Regions from separate parts of the Homo sapiens genome. Here region 1 is linked to region 2. Evidence: chromatin loops called from intact Hi-C (ENCODE). Cell type or tissue: CD4-positive, alpha-beta T cell. All regions are shown on one strand.

Region 1 (8,000 bases), 360 kb before region 2:
GCCTTGACCTCCTGGGCTCAAGTGATCCTCCCATCTCAGCCTCCCAAGTAGATGGGACCACAGATGGACACCACCATGCCCAGCTAATTTTTTTTTTTTTTTTTTGTAGAGACCATGTTGCCCAGGCTGGTCTCGAACTCCTGGACTCAAGCAATCCCACCTTGGCCTCCCAAAATGCTGGGATTCCAGGTGTGAGCCACCATGCTCAGCCTATAAAGAGATTTTTGACATCATCATCTGCACTAACTGCCTCTGTTAGCCTGGTTGTACCAAACTTTTCAGGCACAACAAATAACAGAGAACTGTCAACTTAGAAGCCAGGAAATGATTTCCCGGGGAACAAGACTAATTCCAAAGTGAAATAAACATTAAAAACAGAATCAGCATAATGGTCCATCATGCTTTAAATAATAAATCTAAGGAGTCCATGTAACTTATTCCCTTTCTGTGAATAAAGGAAGAGCTATTTTACTGCAGCAGAAACTGACAGGAGCATTTACATCATTTGGGAAAGATAGGTCAAAGTGTCATCAGATACACTATGCTGAGGTTGAGGATCAGATACACCATGCCGAGGCTGAGGACCAGATACACTATGCTGAGGCTGAGGACCAGATACACTATGCTGAGGCTGAGGACCAGATACACTATGCTGAGGCTGAGGACCAGATACACTATGCTGAGGCTGAGGACCAGATACACTATACTGAGGCTGAGGACCAGATACACCATGCTGAGGTTGAGTACCACATACACTATGCTGAGGATCAGGTACACCATGCCGAGGCTGAGGACCAGATACACCATGCCGAGGCTGAGGACCAGATACACCATGCCGAGGCTGAGGACCAGATACACCATGCCGAGGCTGAGGACCAGGTACACCATGCCGAGGCTGAGGACCAGGTACACCATGCCGAGGCTGAGGACCAGGTACACCATGCCGAGGCTGAGGACCAGGTACACCATGCCGAGGCAGAGGACCAGGTACACCATGCCGAGGCTGAGGACCAGGTACACCATGCCGAGGCTGAGGACCAGATACACCATGCCGAGGCGAGGACCAGATACACTATGCTGAGGCTGAGGATCAGATACACTATGCTGAGGATCAGATACACTATGCTGAGGCTGAGGATCAGATACACTATGCTGAGGCTGAGGACCAGATACACTATGCTGAGGCTGAGGATCAGATACACTATGCTGAGGATCAGATACACTATGCTGAGGCTGAGGATCAGATACACTATGCTGAGGCTGAGGACCAGATACACTATGCTGAGGACCAGATACACTATGCTGAGGCTGAGGATCAGATACACTATGCTGAGGTTGAGGACCAGATACACTATGCTGAGGCTGAGGATCAGATACACTATGCTGAGGACCAGATACACTATGCTGAGGCTGAGGATCAGATACACTATGTTGAGGTTGAGGATCAGATACACCATGCTGAGGTTGAGGATCAGATACACTATGCTGAGGCTGAGGATCAGATACACTATGCTGAGGCTGAGGATCAGATATATTATGCCGAGGTTGAGGACCAGATACACTATGCTGAGGATCAGATACACTATGCTGAGGTTGAGGACCAGATACACTATGCTGAGGATCAGATACACCATGCTGAGGTTGAGGATCAGATACACTATGCTGAGGCTGAGGACCAGATACACCATGCTGAGGCTGAGGACCAGATACACTATGCTGAGGATCAGATACACTATGCTGAGGTTGAGGACCAGATACCCTATGCTGAGGCTGAGGACCAGATACACCATGCTGAGGCTGAGGACCAGATACACCATGCTGAGGCTGAGGACCAGATACACCATGCTGAGGCTGAGGACCAGATACACCATGCTGAGGCTGAGGATCAGATACACCATGCTGAGGCTGAGGACCAGATACACCATGCTGAGGCTGAGGATCACATACACCATGCTGAGGCTGAGGACCAGATACACCATGCTGAGGCTGAGGACCAGATACACCATGCTGAGGCTGAGGACCAGATACACCATGCTGAGGTTGAGGACCAGATACACCATGCTGAGGTTGAGGATCAGATACACTATGCTGAGGCTGAGGACCAGATACACTATGCTGAGGCTGAGGATCAGATACACCATGCTGAGGTTGAGGATCAGATACATCTCCTTCCTGTCTTCAGGGCAATGAATGAAGGAGAAGGAAAGTAGTTCTCAGGAGGTTTATGAATTTTTGTTTTCAAAAAGCTTTACTCATAAATAAGTAGATTTTAAACCAAGAAATCATACACTGCTGAAAGGAGTATCAGCAACTTTCAAGAAGGGCAATTAGGTCGTATCTATCAAAAGACAAACGACAAATGCTTATAGCTGTGGCCCAGCTTTTCTAATTCTGGGAATTATCTCACAGTAAATATAGATGTTATTCATTGCAGTACTGTTTATAATAGCAACAGTCAGGAAACGACCTACATTTCAACGGAAGATTGAATATAGCATAATACACCCACTAAAAGGTGGGAGGATATATAAACAATTTACTTAGATATTCACAGAAATGGGTAATATTGGTGGCCTGTTATAGGGATACCAGGTGGCTGTGAGACAGGTCTTGAGAGGGAGACATTTTACTTTATGCCCTTTTTGTATTTTATGGATATTAAACTGTGGGAATGTATTGATTTCACTTGATTTGATTTTTTGAGACAGGGTCTGGCTCTGTCACCCTGGCTGGAGTGCAGTGGCATGGTCTCAGATCACTGAAACCTCCACCTCCCAGGCTCAAATGATCCTCCCGCCTCAGCCTCCCGAGAAGCTGGGACTACAGCGCACACCACCACGCCCCGCTGACTACAGCGCACCCCGCCACGCCCCGCAGACTACAGCGCACCCCGCCACGCCCCACTGGCTACAGTGCACACCGCCACGCCCCACTGGCTACAGCGCACACCACTACGCTCAGCTGATTTTTGTATTTTTTGTACAGATGGGGTTTCACATGTTGCCCAAGCTAGTTGTATTTTTATTTATTTATTTATTTGAGATGGAGTCTTGCTCTGTTGCCCAGGCTGGAGTGTGGTGACATGATCTAGGCTCACTGCAACCTCTGCCTCCTGGGTTCAAGTGACTATCCTGCCTCAGCCTCCCAAGTCACTGGGATTACAGGCGAAAGCCACCAAGCCGGGATAATTTTTGTATTTTTATATTCGTATCCCATGTTGGCCAGGCTGGTCTCAATTTCCTGACCTCAAGTGATCTGCCCGCCTTGGCCTCCCGAAGTTCTGGGATTACGGGCGTGAGCCACCATGCCCAGCCCAGGCTGGTTGTATTGATTTTATAATACAGGAAATAAAAATTTTAAATTAAATATACCAATCCAATGAAAAACTAAGAATTAATTAATGGATTTAAGAGTCAGAAAGGTCATAGCTCAAGCTTTGACCAAGCTTTCCAACCAGCTTTCTTCCTCTGTAACCTTAACTTCCTTATGCCTCAGTTTTCTCATCTATGAGAGAAAGCAGGCTGGGTACAGTAGCTCACACCTGTAATTCCAGCACCTTGGGAGACCAAGGTAGGAGGACTGCTTGAGCCCAGGAGTCTGAGACCAGCCTGGGCAACACAGTGAAACCCTATCTCTATTAAAATTATTTTTTACTGCCAGCATGTGTCAACTAAAAAAAAAGAAGAAAAAAATATTTTTAAAAAGATAATTTTTAATAAGACAAAGCAAAATAAAACAAAATTTGAGCATATAATCCCCCTTCTATGTCCCAGAAATCACTGCATTGGCTCTATGCCTATTAAAAAATAATACATTAAAAAGATTTTTGGGCCGGGCACAGTGGCTCACGCCTGTAATCCCAGCACTTTGGGAGGCCAAGGCAGGTGGATCACCTGAGGTCAGCAGTTGAGGCCAGCCTGGCCAACATGGTGAAACCCTGTGTCTACTAAAAATACAAAAATTAGCTGGGTATGGTGGTGGGCGCCTGTAATCCCAGCTACTCGGGAGGCTGAGGCAGGAGAATCTCTTGAACCCAGGAGGCAGAGGTTGCAGTGAGCTGAGATCGCGCCACTGCACTCCAGCCTGCGAGACAGAGCAAGACTCTGTCTCAAAAAAAAAAAAAATTGAAGTATCCCAGAAGTCACGTCCATGAAGTAACTAACATAGTTCCATTTTCCCTAAACAAGTCCAGAGGGGCTATGATCTCACACTATTCGATCCTGAAACACAAGGGATAGAATATACAAATGAAGACTACTTTGTTGTTTCTTTGCTACTAGACAGCATACAGCAGGGAAATTTTGCTCAAGAAACACATTGCCTGGATGGTGGCAATAGCACAGAATGCTGTTGATCAAGTGGCTGCTTGCAGCACAGCTAATCATCCTATGTTAGGCCAAGTAGATCACTGAACCTTTTCTCAGACCAATCCCAGATGCGCCTCTTGCTCTCTCCAGTGCTTCCCCAGCCTACCAACATCTCAACTGGCCACCATTCCATCCCAAGTCTTTGGCAAACCCAGGCTGATATATTAACCAAACGGCCAGAAGGGGTCACTGTTGAACTAGTCTGGGAAGAAAGCTAGCGTTAGCCATTCTTTTACCAAGTGGCTATTGGCCAGGATAAACACACCCCTGATTTAATGTATGTTATAGTATATATAATCATATTTATATAAATTATATACTTTTAATATAATTTTTCCTGTTTCTATTATATAATGTACTATATAATACATATTTAATATCATTTATATATTATGCATATATTACATATGTATATATGTTATATAGATAGATAGATAGATTTTTTTTTTTTGAGACGGAGTCTCACTCTGTCGCCCAGGCTAGAGTGCAGTGACGTGACCTAGGCTCACTGCAACCTCTGCCTCCCAGGCTCAAGTGATTCTCCTGTCTCAGCCTCCTGAATAGCTGGGATTACAGGTGTGTGCCACCACGCCTGGCTAATTTTTTATATTTTTAGTAGAGACGGGGTTTCACCATGTTAGCCAGGATGGTCTCGATCTCCTGACCTTATGATCCACCCACCTCAGCTTTCCAAAGTGCTGGGATTACAGGTGTGAGTCACTGTACCTGGCCTATATATATATTTTTTTAATTTTTATTTATGTATTTATTTATTTTTTAAGATAGGGTCTCTGTCACCCAGGCTGAAGTGCAGTGGTGCAATCATGACTTGCCGTGGTCTAGACCTCCTGGGCTCAAACAATCCTCTCACCTCAGCCTCCTGAGTGGCTGGGACTATAGATGCACACCACCACACCTGGCTAATTATTAAAATTTTTGTAGAGATGGGATCTCACTGTATTGCCCAGGCTGGCCTTGAATTCCTAGCCTCAAGCAATCCTTCTGCCTTGGCCTCCCAAAGTGCTGGGATTATAGGCATGAGCCACCACACTCAACCTCTGTATATTATTAACAGCAACTCCCTTTCATGCTCAAAACCGTCCTGATTTGGATGATAAATTATATGGTTTATGTGGGTTATGAATTATACGCTGCACCACTGGTGACTAAGTAACCATATGTCCTCCTTTAGGCAGAAGAAACCTGGGTTTCAGTTAATGATCTCTTTTGATAGATTTACTCTCCCAAATACCTACCACCGAAACATTCTGTTCCTAACATTTCCATTGCCCTTCACACTCTCCCTTTTCCTTCCTTTCTCTGAGTTAAACATATTGCTGATTTTTTTCATCTCCCAAAAGATTCCTAGAGCTGACCTTCTTGTCTCTCAAATCATATTTGTTTTTCTCTAAGTAGAGAATCTTCTCCTAGATTATACAACCTCCCTCGTAAAAACCTGGGGAGCAGGAGGGAGGTGTTGAAACTTCACTAGAGCAGGTGCATTCTTTATTGCTTTATTCCTTGTCCTGCACTGGCATGAATGCAGTTACCTACTTGGTGATTTAACATAAAACAGTCAGACAAAATGAGATCTAAGAGAAAAACCAGAGTTCAAATTAAGCTGGCAAATTTATAGGCTAATTTGTGGCTGTTTGTTCCACCAAAAATACAATTATTTTGCTGAAGGCCTTCTATTCTAATGCTTACAATGAGTAGCACCATTCCCGGGTGAGGTTTGAGCTGCAATTCTATTCCACTAATCATCCGTTTTACTGTAGGGGAAGCCTTCGCTTCTTGGTTACTATGGACCTTAATTGCTTTATGTACTTAATGAAGAAACTATAAAGTAGATAATCTTGAAAATGACTTATTTGTAAAATCCTATAATTCTAAAATTAAAAACAATTATACCAGTCAGGACTTGTTAATTATAAGCTTTAAAACTTGGAAACAGGCCCGGCACGGTGGCTCACTCCTGTAATCCCAGCTACTTGGGAGGCTGAGATTTGAGAACTGCTTGAACCCAGAAGGGAAATGTTGCAGTGAGCTGAGATCACACCACCGCACTCCAGCCTGGTTGACAAGCGAGACTCTGTCTCAAAAACAAAACAAAACAAAAGATCAACTTGGAAACAGTACACATATTTTCAAATTTTATGTACCACAAATGATATATAGACAAATTAGCAACAAACTGGATAATGCAACCCATCAGATCAAATCTAAATGAATAGCTGATTGTAAATGTGTGTCATTAGAGAGTATGTAAAAAGTTCTTGCTTTCAATAGCCTCTACTATCACATCTGAATGTGAACCCTGAACTATCTTCTGGCGTTTTGAAGTTAGACCTGGCTACCATTACACAATCCATAGTCTCTGGTTTTCTTTGTCATTTTACCCTGCCTCCAGGAGCCTACCTATTACCCAAATAAGGGAAGCCAAACTCAAAAATCTTATCATGAATCAGAAGGTTGTGATCAATATGAACTATATCTACACATTTTTTCAAAAGGAAAGGATTCTCTGGAATTAGCCTCTTTTTTGTTGAGGACCCCAAACCCACAATACATATACCCAAGATAAGGCCAAAGGATAGGTGTTAAAATTCCCGGCATTGGCCGGCGCGGTGGCTCACGCCTGCAATCCCAGCACTTTGGGAGGCTGAGGTGGGTGGATCACGAGGTCAGGAGTTCGAGGCCAGCCTGGCCAACATGGTGAAACCCCGTCTCTACTAAAAATACAAAAATTAGCCAGGCGTGGTGGTGCACACCTGTAATCCCAGCTACTCGGGAGGCTGGGGCAGAAGAATTGCTTGAACCCGGGAGGAGGAGGTTGCACTGAGCCAAGATTGTGCCACTGCATGCCAGCCTGGGCAACAGAGTGAGACTCTGCCTCAAAAGAAAAAAAAATTTCCCAGTATGACACTGTACATCACTTCTATTTGTTTTTTGTTTGTTTGTTTTGAGACAGGGTCTCGCTCTGTCACCCAGGCTGGAGTACAGTGGCATGATCTCAGCTCACTGCAATCTCTGCCTCCCAGGTTCACATAATTCTCGTGCCTTAGCCTCCCGAGTAGCTGGGACTACAGGTGCCCACCACCACGCCCAGCTAACTTTTGTATTTTTAGTAGAGAAGGGGTTTCACCATGTTAACCAGGCTGGTCTCGAACTCCTGACATCAAGTGATGATCTGCCCGCCTTGGTGTCCAAAGTGCTGGGATTACAGGTGTGAGCCACCACTCCTGGCCCACTTCTATTTGTATTTCACTGTTCTTCAGTTACTACAGAGAGCAAACATACCAACACAATTAAGAAGTAACCACAAATATACTGTATATGCTGCAAATGCACAGATTTGTGGCTATAAATCCCTCTTATTCCCTGGTGTCTGTCTGAGTCTTAGTTCAGTCCTATATTTACAGGGTAGAGAGAACACTTAGTAATCAGAAGAAGTGAAAAAGGATTGGAAAAAAAGGGAGAATTGGGGAATTTACAGAGAAGAAAGAATATTTGCCTATAGGACTTTGTATTCATAACAAATGCTCTTGGAAGTTTCTTTTTATAATGATCTCTAAAACCAATTGCCCCACATAAGAAAAGCATCTCGAATATATATTAGTAATTTATGTGTCA
Region 2 (8,000 bases):
GGCAGGAGAACTGCTTGTACCTGGGAGGCAGAGCTCGCAGTGAGCCGAGATCACACCAATGCACTCCAGCCTGGGCAACAGAGCAAGACTCTGTCTCCAAAAAAAAAAAAAAGAATTATGGAGGAATCAGAGATCATCTGACCAAGGTGTCTTTGCAATTCAGGTTTCAGCCTTTCTGGCCTAAGAAATAATGTTAGAAACAACCCAATAATCCAGACAGTTTATACATGAGGGGGTTTGTGGCCCTCCCTGAAGAGCCAGCTTATTGCTAGGTTACCTGAAAAAAGACTCACAAGGGTCATCCACTTAACAAACTTGTTTATCCCTCTGCATTACACCTCTGGCCCTGGCGATTTATTAAACAGGCTTTCCGACCCAGGGCTTGTATTAGTTGACAACATCGTGACAAGTTTGCATCATGGGCCATGAAAGGCATAAAAGGTATTTTGAGGCTTCTGTCCATATCTGTAAAACAAAAGGAGAAATAGTCTTTAAAACATTTTTAATATAGGTTTTTAATCTATCTAGAATTTATTTTTGTTATGGAGAAAGTAGAAATTTCATTATTAAATACATACTGTTAATATTGTATCCTGCTCCTATTTATTGAATAGCTTATGCTTCCATTGATTTACAGTGCCTCCTCTGTCACATATCAAGTTTCCATATGTACATATACATGGGCCAGCTCCTGGACTGTCTGATTCTTTTGGCCTCTTTGTCTACACATAGGCTAGTACTATACACTCTTAGTTGTTCTCACTTTATAATCAATCTTAGGGTTTTTGTTTTGTTTTAGAGTCACGGTCTTGGTCTGTCACCCAGGCTGTGGTACAGTGGCATGGCCATAGCTCACTGTACCCTTGAACTCTTGGGCTCAAGAAATCCTCCCATCTCAGCCTCCCTAGTAGCTGGGACTTCAGGTGTGCACCATGACACCTGGTCAATCCTTTTTATAGATCTTTTATAATGTTTTAAATAAGCTTTTTTCTAGGGCTGGAGTCTCACTATGTTGCCAAGGCTGAGCTCGTATTCCAGATCTCAAGTGATCTTCCTGGGATCGTAGGCTGGGATTACAGGCATGAGCCCTGTGATCACGGCTCACCGCAGCCTCTGTCTCCTGGGCCCAACTCCTGATCTTGAACTCCTTGGCTCAAGTGATCCTCCCACCTCAGCCTCCCAAGTAGCTGGGACTACATGCACACACCACTATGCTGGCTAATTTTTTTGCATTTTTTTGTACAGACAGGGTTTCACCACATTGCCCAGGGTGGTCTTGAACTCCTGGGCTCACGCAATCCGCCTGCCTTGGCCTCCCAAAGTGCTGGGATTACAAGCATAAGCCAGGGTGCCCAGCCCCAGTCTTCATTTTGAAAGAGCAATTCCCTCAAACTTTTGGTTTTAAAAAATTGTTTTGGTTATTCTTGGCCCTTTACTCTTCTATATAGATTTTAGAACGTACCTTGTGAAGTCACCTGGAAGTTCTGTTGGGATTTTTATTGAAAATTGAAAATATAAATCAATATGCATGTTGAATCAATAGACTTGGGAAGAATTGGTATCTTTATGATGAAATGCATTCTCATCCATGACTGTAGCATATCTTCATCATCTTTTATGTCATTCAATATTGTCTTTGAAGATCCAATAAAAAGATAGGGTTCTCTGCTTGGGTTTGGCCCCTGTAGAGGCCAAAATATTATCTTTATTGCTGGTAGCGACCAGGTTAGAGGACGTAGCTTTAGGTCTGTTAGCTGAGTGTTTAGTAGATCAAGGCAACAAATATACAAACAATTTGATAAACATATATATATATATATAAAACACCGCCAGCAGTTTGCTCCCCAAAAAGAAAAGCAGAACTAACATATCCAGATTATTCTTCCTAAATTTACTATTTAACATCACTCTGTCCTCCAAGGAGCAGAATGAGTAAAGAGGCAGAGAGACTGAGACTATCACACCAATAGAGGTCCTTGAAATGAATGGAAATCTTAGGAGTAGGAACTAAGCATGCTTTCCTCACAGGCATCTAAGTTGTTTGTGTACAGATCCTTTGCCCATTTAAAAAATGAGTAATTTGGCCGGGTGGAGTGGCTCATGCCTGTAATCCTAGCACTTTGGGAAGTCGAGGTGAGCAGATTGCCTGAGCTCAGGAGTTCAAGACCAGCCCGAGCAACATGATGAAACCCCGTCTCTACTAAAAATATTTAAAAAATTAGCTGGGCATGGTGGTACACACTTGTAATCCCAGTTACTTGGGAGGCTGAGGCACAAGAATTGCTTGAGCCTGGGAGGCAGAGGTTGCAGTGAACTGAGATTGCACCACTGCACTCCAGCCTGGGTGACAGATTGAGACTCTGTCTCAAAAATAAAAAATAAAATAAACTAAAATAAAAAATGCGTAATTTGTCTTTTTATTGTTGAGTTGAAGTCCAATTTATTTACTTCTTTTGTCACTTGGGCTTTTGGTTTCATATCTAAGAAACCATTGTCTAGTTCAAAGTCACAAAGATTTACTCCTTTGTTTTCTTCAAAGGGTTTTACAGTTTGATCTCTCACATTTAGGTCTATGAGAATTTAGAATTATTTTTTTGTTTATGGTGTGAGGTAGGAATTCAACTTCATTCTCTTACATGTGGATATTCACATGAACTATAATCTGTTCAATCATTTCTCCTTTACTGTTATTTTCTTCTGAGGCTTTTAAAAGGGGATATATTAGAGACCCAATGTATTGTCTCGATTGCCTAGCTGATGTCACATATTTTTTACTTGAAAAAATGTCTTTATCGTGTTTACTGCTCTGTCTTGTGTTAATTCACAAATTTTCTCTTTGTGCTCAGTATGGAGTTTATTCTATTAGATTTTAAAAGTCATTAAACATATGTCATGTTCGTAAGATTTCTAACCCATTTTTTTCTCATTTAAAAATAAACTAATGAATTTACTATTTTTGAATATGAAACATAGGCACACAGCACAGAATTCAAAGAATAAAAAATACAATGATGAGGTTATTGGCTTTAAAAATATTTACCTGTTCTTGTTTCATTTTTGTTAGTTCTTGTTTCATAACTTTGTTATAATGTGTGTTATTTATAGAGCTATAAGTGTGTGTGCAGGGGGAGTTGGTAGAAGACAACATAGGTCACAGCCTGTGCAAGGAAGAATAGTGGGAGACAGAAATAAAGAGGTAAGTTGGGGTCAGTTTGTGGACTTTGGAATAAAAGGGAAGAAAACAGTTGTCGAAGAGTATGAAGCTTATTATCTTAGCCATGTAGTCTTTGAATAATTTTTTTACCACTTAATAAACATTGTGCTTTAAGAAGGCTAAAATGCTTCAGATATACCAAAGGGAGGAGATGGGTAGTCTAGGCCTCATTAAAAGGCTTCCATCTCAGGTGGGTACCCAACCACCTTATACTTCCTTGACCCCTTTTCACAGGCCTGTATGCTGATTATAAGCCAGACGTTTCAGACATTTTGTGAAAAGATTTTAGTGTCTGGCTATATTTAAATGCTCTGTTTTATCACTTACCCTTCAAAGTCCCCTCCTCTCCTGCCCCTGATGTGGCCACTCTGAAAGGAGTCCCTCTCCCCGGGATCCAACAGTGTTCTCCCAGCAGGGGGCAGCAGCGGCACATGTCAGGTGCCCAGGGGAGGGTGGGGTGCCAAGGGGTGCCCTGTGGGGAGGAGCTTGCATGAGGAAACACATGGAATGGAAAAAGTAAACTAGTTCCTCAGTCCCACTTCAGAGTCAAACCCGCACCTGTGGTGAGTTGAGCCACAAATATGTTTTCTCTAAAGCTGGCAGCCGTTTATTTTGGAAGGAGGAAGATGCACTCAATACTATTGAGGACCTGGCTTTTTTTTCTTTGCTTTTTCCTAATTTCTTATCCTCTGCTTCGGCCATAAATGTTCTAGTTTCTCTCACTCTTCTCTTTCCCTTCCTTCATGTCCAACATTTTCCCATTTTTTTCCCAATGGTCAGGAGTATAGGTCTGGCCAAATAATCACCTTCTAGTAATAAGAATATTTCTGGAAATAAGAAACACAGCATAAGGGAAGGGAAAAGCTGGTTGGCTCCCCCAGTTCCTCACCTACCCCAGAGGCATCACACTGATCTCCAAGACTATCATCACCCGGAAGGCAAAGGCCTCTCACAATTTCTTACACATCTCTATGTTCCCCACTCACTTGCTAGACTGGATGAGAACATAGACACCCACCTGCAATCTGGTCTATAGCTTTGTCCACACCCGCATGGCATGTGGAGAAGGAATGCCTGGGGGTAGGACCTGGGGGGCTGGGGATCAAAACACTGTAATGAGGGGTAGTTTTGCAGAAATCCCCAAAAATGTGATCCTAGGACCTTCTCACTGCTTCTCCCTGAAATCCACTGTTACAATGCCCTTATACTATCTCGGTATCTAGGTGTACCACAGTAGAGGCAGCGTGGTAACTGTGTGACCTCTAACCTAGTCCCACCATGGCCAAGGTGACAAACATGTACATGGGAGTTTATCATCTTGGGCGTGGTTGAACTAGGTTAGAGGTCACATAGTTAATTTTGGGCAAGTCACTTGCCTTCTCTGGGCCTCAGTTTTCTTTTCTTTTTTTTTTCTGAGACAGAGTCTCACTCTGTTGCCCAGGCTGGAGTGCAGTGGCGTGATCTCAGCTTACTGCAAGCTCCACCTCCCGGGTTCATGCCATTCTCCTGCCTCAGCCTCCCGAGTAGCTGGGACTACAGGTGCCCACCACCATGCCCGGCTAATTTTTTTGTATTTCTAGTAGAGACGGGGTTTCACCGTGTTAGCCAGGATGGTCTCGATCTCCTGACCTCGTGATCTGCCCGCCTCGGCCTCCCAAAGTGCTGGGATTACAGGCGTGAGCCACCACGCCCGGCCCTCAGTTTTGTTATCTATAAATGGGTATTAATAATGCCTTTCATAAATATCTCACAGAGGACGGGCGCAGTGGCTCATGCCTGTAATCTCAACACTTTGGGAGGCCAAGGCTGGAGGATTGCTTGAGGCCAGGAGTTTGAGACCAGCCTGGGCAACAAAGTAAGACCCCATCTCCACAAAAAATAAGAATTAGCTGGGCATAGTGGTGCATGCCTGTAATCCTAGCTACTTGGGAGGCTGAGGCAGGAGGATCCCTTGAGCCCAGAAGGTGGAGGCTGCAGTGAGCTGTGATCGTGCCACTAGACTCTAGTATGGTGACAGAGTGGCGCCTTGTCTCTAAAATATAATAAAAATAAATACCTCACAGACGTGAGATACTCAAGTAAGATAATAATGTGAAAAGTTTGCATTTATGGTGGAGTGTTTTTAAAACATTATTTATCATTACTAGCTCTTTTTCAAGAGCACTTTGGCCCTTGTCTCATGGGCATGTTGCTTGAATTTCAGCCAAAGGATTAGGTGTTGGGACAAGTTGGCTTAAAAACATCTTTTAAAATTTATTTTAATTTATTTTTAGAGATATGGTCTCTCTATGTTGCCCAGGCTGGTCTTGAATTCCTGGCCTCAAGCCATCCTCCTTGCCTCAGCCTCCCAAAGTGCTGGGATTACAGGCATGAGCCACCAGGCCAGGCCAAAAATTTCTTATCTTTAATTATTACGGATACATAATAGTTGTACGTCTTTCAAATTGAACTCTTGAGGGGTCCAGGGCCATTGAGAGGAAAGACAGCACAGAACCAGGTGGATTTATTTCTAGGGATTTGGCTCCTAGCCCCTTGTCAGGGAAGGTGGCTTCTTTCTTTCCCTGGGGCCAAGAGAGACTAATAGGGAGATGTATCTCTAGAATCCTAGGTCTGAATGAGACGCCAATGGGTCATTGGTTTTAGGTGTTTTTTTGTTTTTGTTTTTGCCCCTCAGGTAAGGCTACATCGAAACCACACTAAGAGGATCAGAAAGAATATATGTTAAATGTTTCCAAGGAGATTCTATATTCTTTCCAGGTAATTCAGGACTAAGGATGTTTTACAGCGAGTTCTTCTTTTTAGCCTTTTGGCTGCAATTGAGGGTTGAAAATGCTTTGAGGGTAGTCTATTCATCTTTATATCCTGTCCAAACCCAGCACAAACAGGCCCTAGGGTCCCGTCTATTGACCTGAACTGCATTGTTCTGCTCTGCCTGGAGCTAGGAAATATGCTGGTCACTATTTTTTGTTGGCTTTAAATATAGTATTTGCAAAGTTCAAAACAAATCTTATGATCATTTGGCTTGTGGCTTCTCTCCTAAATCTCCCTCCTTTTAGAATGGTCAGGATGGGAGGAGGACGTGCCAAGACTGAGCTTCTGTTTCTTTTCAAGGACAGTCCCTGCAATGGCTTCGTTTGACCTACCCTCCCTTTTCTTATCAAATGAAATCAGCTACCACAGGAAATTGACTTCTCCAGATTGTAGGAGACAGGAAGCAGCACCACAAAGCAGGTTCCAGGGAGGGAAGGCAGAGATGAGAGAAACAGCTCGAGTCCCAGCTCGGTCAGTGCCTGGCCCCGGCCTCGCTTTCCGCCTCTCTGTCTCATTCTTACCATCTCTAGCCTCACCTACCCTTCTTCTGGGTCCTGGTGTCTGAGGCTGAAAGGCGCTGTAGAAGTCTCCAAGGCCAGCCTCCCTCCCCACTCAGTCACTCCCAACAAGCCTTCCAGCCTGTGCTTGACCCTTCCAGGCATGGAAATTTTACTGCTTCCCCTAAGAAACCAGCTCTGTTTTGCCTTTTATCCATCTGAAACCTCCCTCCTCCAGTGTTCTTCCACTGGCCTCACTTTTCCTTGGGACAGCCCTTTCCATACCTGAGTCTCCAGGCTAAGCCCTCCCGGGGAGGTCTCTTGGTAGAGGCATGAGTTTCTCAGAAACTCAACCAGAGGGAGTCAGGAAGGGGTCTAAGCAGGAAGGAAAAGGTGAGAACAATGCCATCGTGGGCCCTTTCCTTGCCAAGGAGTTATGTGTGGTGGCTTTAACTTGATGTTTAGTACAACTTCAACGTGCTTTTCTTCTCCTGCATGACTACTGCCTTGTGGGAAGAGTGTCTTCTCTTTTAGCTCACTTCATTAATTTTTTATGAAATATCTAAATACATATATAAAGGTGTCATGACATTCCACTCCTAAATACTTCAGTGTGTATCTTTAAGACGTAAGAATATTGGCCGGGAGCGGTGACTCATGTCTGTAATCCCAGCACTTTGGGAGGCCAAGGTGGGTGGATCACCTGAGGTCAGGAATTCAAGACTAGCCTGGCCAACACGGTGAAACTCCATCTCTACTAAAAATACAAAAATTAGCCAGGCGTGGTGGTGGGTGACTCCAATCCTAGCTATTCCAGAGGCTGAGACATGAGAATCACTTGAACCCGGGAGGCGGAGGTTGCAGTGAGCCGAGATCACACCATTGCACTCCAGTGTGGGTGACAAAGCGAGACTTTGTCTCAAAAAAAAAAAAAAAAAAAAAAAAAAAAAAGAATATGTTCTGCATAGCCAAAATCAAAATATAACACCCAACAAAATTAACTATAACCTCCCGACATTATTTAATACTTAATCCACAAAATTTCCCCAGTTGATTCCAAAATGTCCTTTACTGCTGTTTTGTTCAAACCAGGATCCAATCCAGGACCACGCATTTCATCTGGTTGTTATGGAACTTAGGGCTCTTTTATGGATGATGCTGATAAATAGAAGGAAGCTTCATTGTTAAAGTGCTCTCTTTTTAAAAATTCATATCAGGGCCAGGTGCAGTGGCTCACGCCTGTAATCCCAGCACTTTGGGAGGCCGAGGCAGGCGGATCACCCGAGGTCAAGAATTCAAGACCAGCCTGGGCAATGTGGTAAAACCCTGTCTTGACTAAAAATGCAAAAATTAGCCGAGCATGGTGGTACACACTTGTAATCCCAGCTACTTGAGAGACTGAGGCAGGAGAATGGCTTGAACCCAGGAGGCGGAGGTTGCGGTGAGCTGAGACCACGCCGCTGTTCTCTAGCCTGGGC

The links. A loop is a pair of places that touch in the nucleus more often than their neighbours do. Peaks named below come from ENCODE experiments on the same cell type or tissue, not always from the same donor. Only the 100,000 strongest peaks of a DNase experiment are listed, where the experiment ranks them.
Region 1: it touches region 2 in a loop (2.7-fold over the local background); 3 of 110 quality-filtered maps call a loop at or near these places.

Annotation. Positions count from the first base shown.
Region 1 is chr3:196,249,227-196,257,226 of GRCh38, forward strand. All of the region lies in intron 3 of PCYT1A (phosphate cytidylyltransferase 1A, choline), which reads right to left. Among named protein-coding and RNA genes, the nearest start is that of PCYT1A, 34 kb to the right of the region's middle. In CD4-positive, alpha-beta T cell, CTCF peaks have their summits at 4,566 (motif pointing right) and 4,765; a DNase peak (open chromatin) is centred at 4,545.
Region 2 is chr3:196,605,831-196,613,830 of GRCh38, forward strand. No RefSeq gene overlaps it. Among named protein-coding and RNA genes, the nearest start is that of LINC01063, 23 kb to the right of the region's middle. In CD4-positive, alpha-beta T cell, CTCF peaks have their summits at 3,624 (motif pointing right) and 3,637 (motif pointing right); DNase peaks (open chromatin) are centred at 3,651 and 4,491; H3K4me3 peaks cover 322 bases; H3K27ac peaks cover 1,856 bases.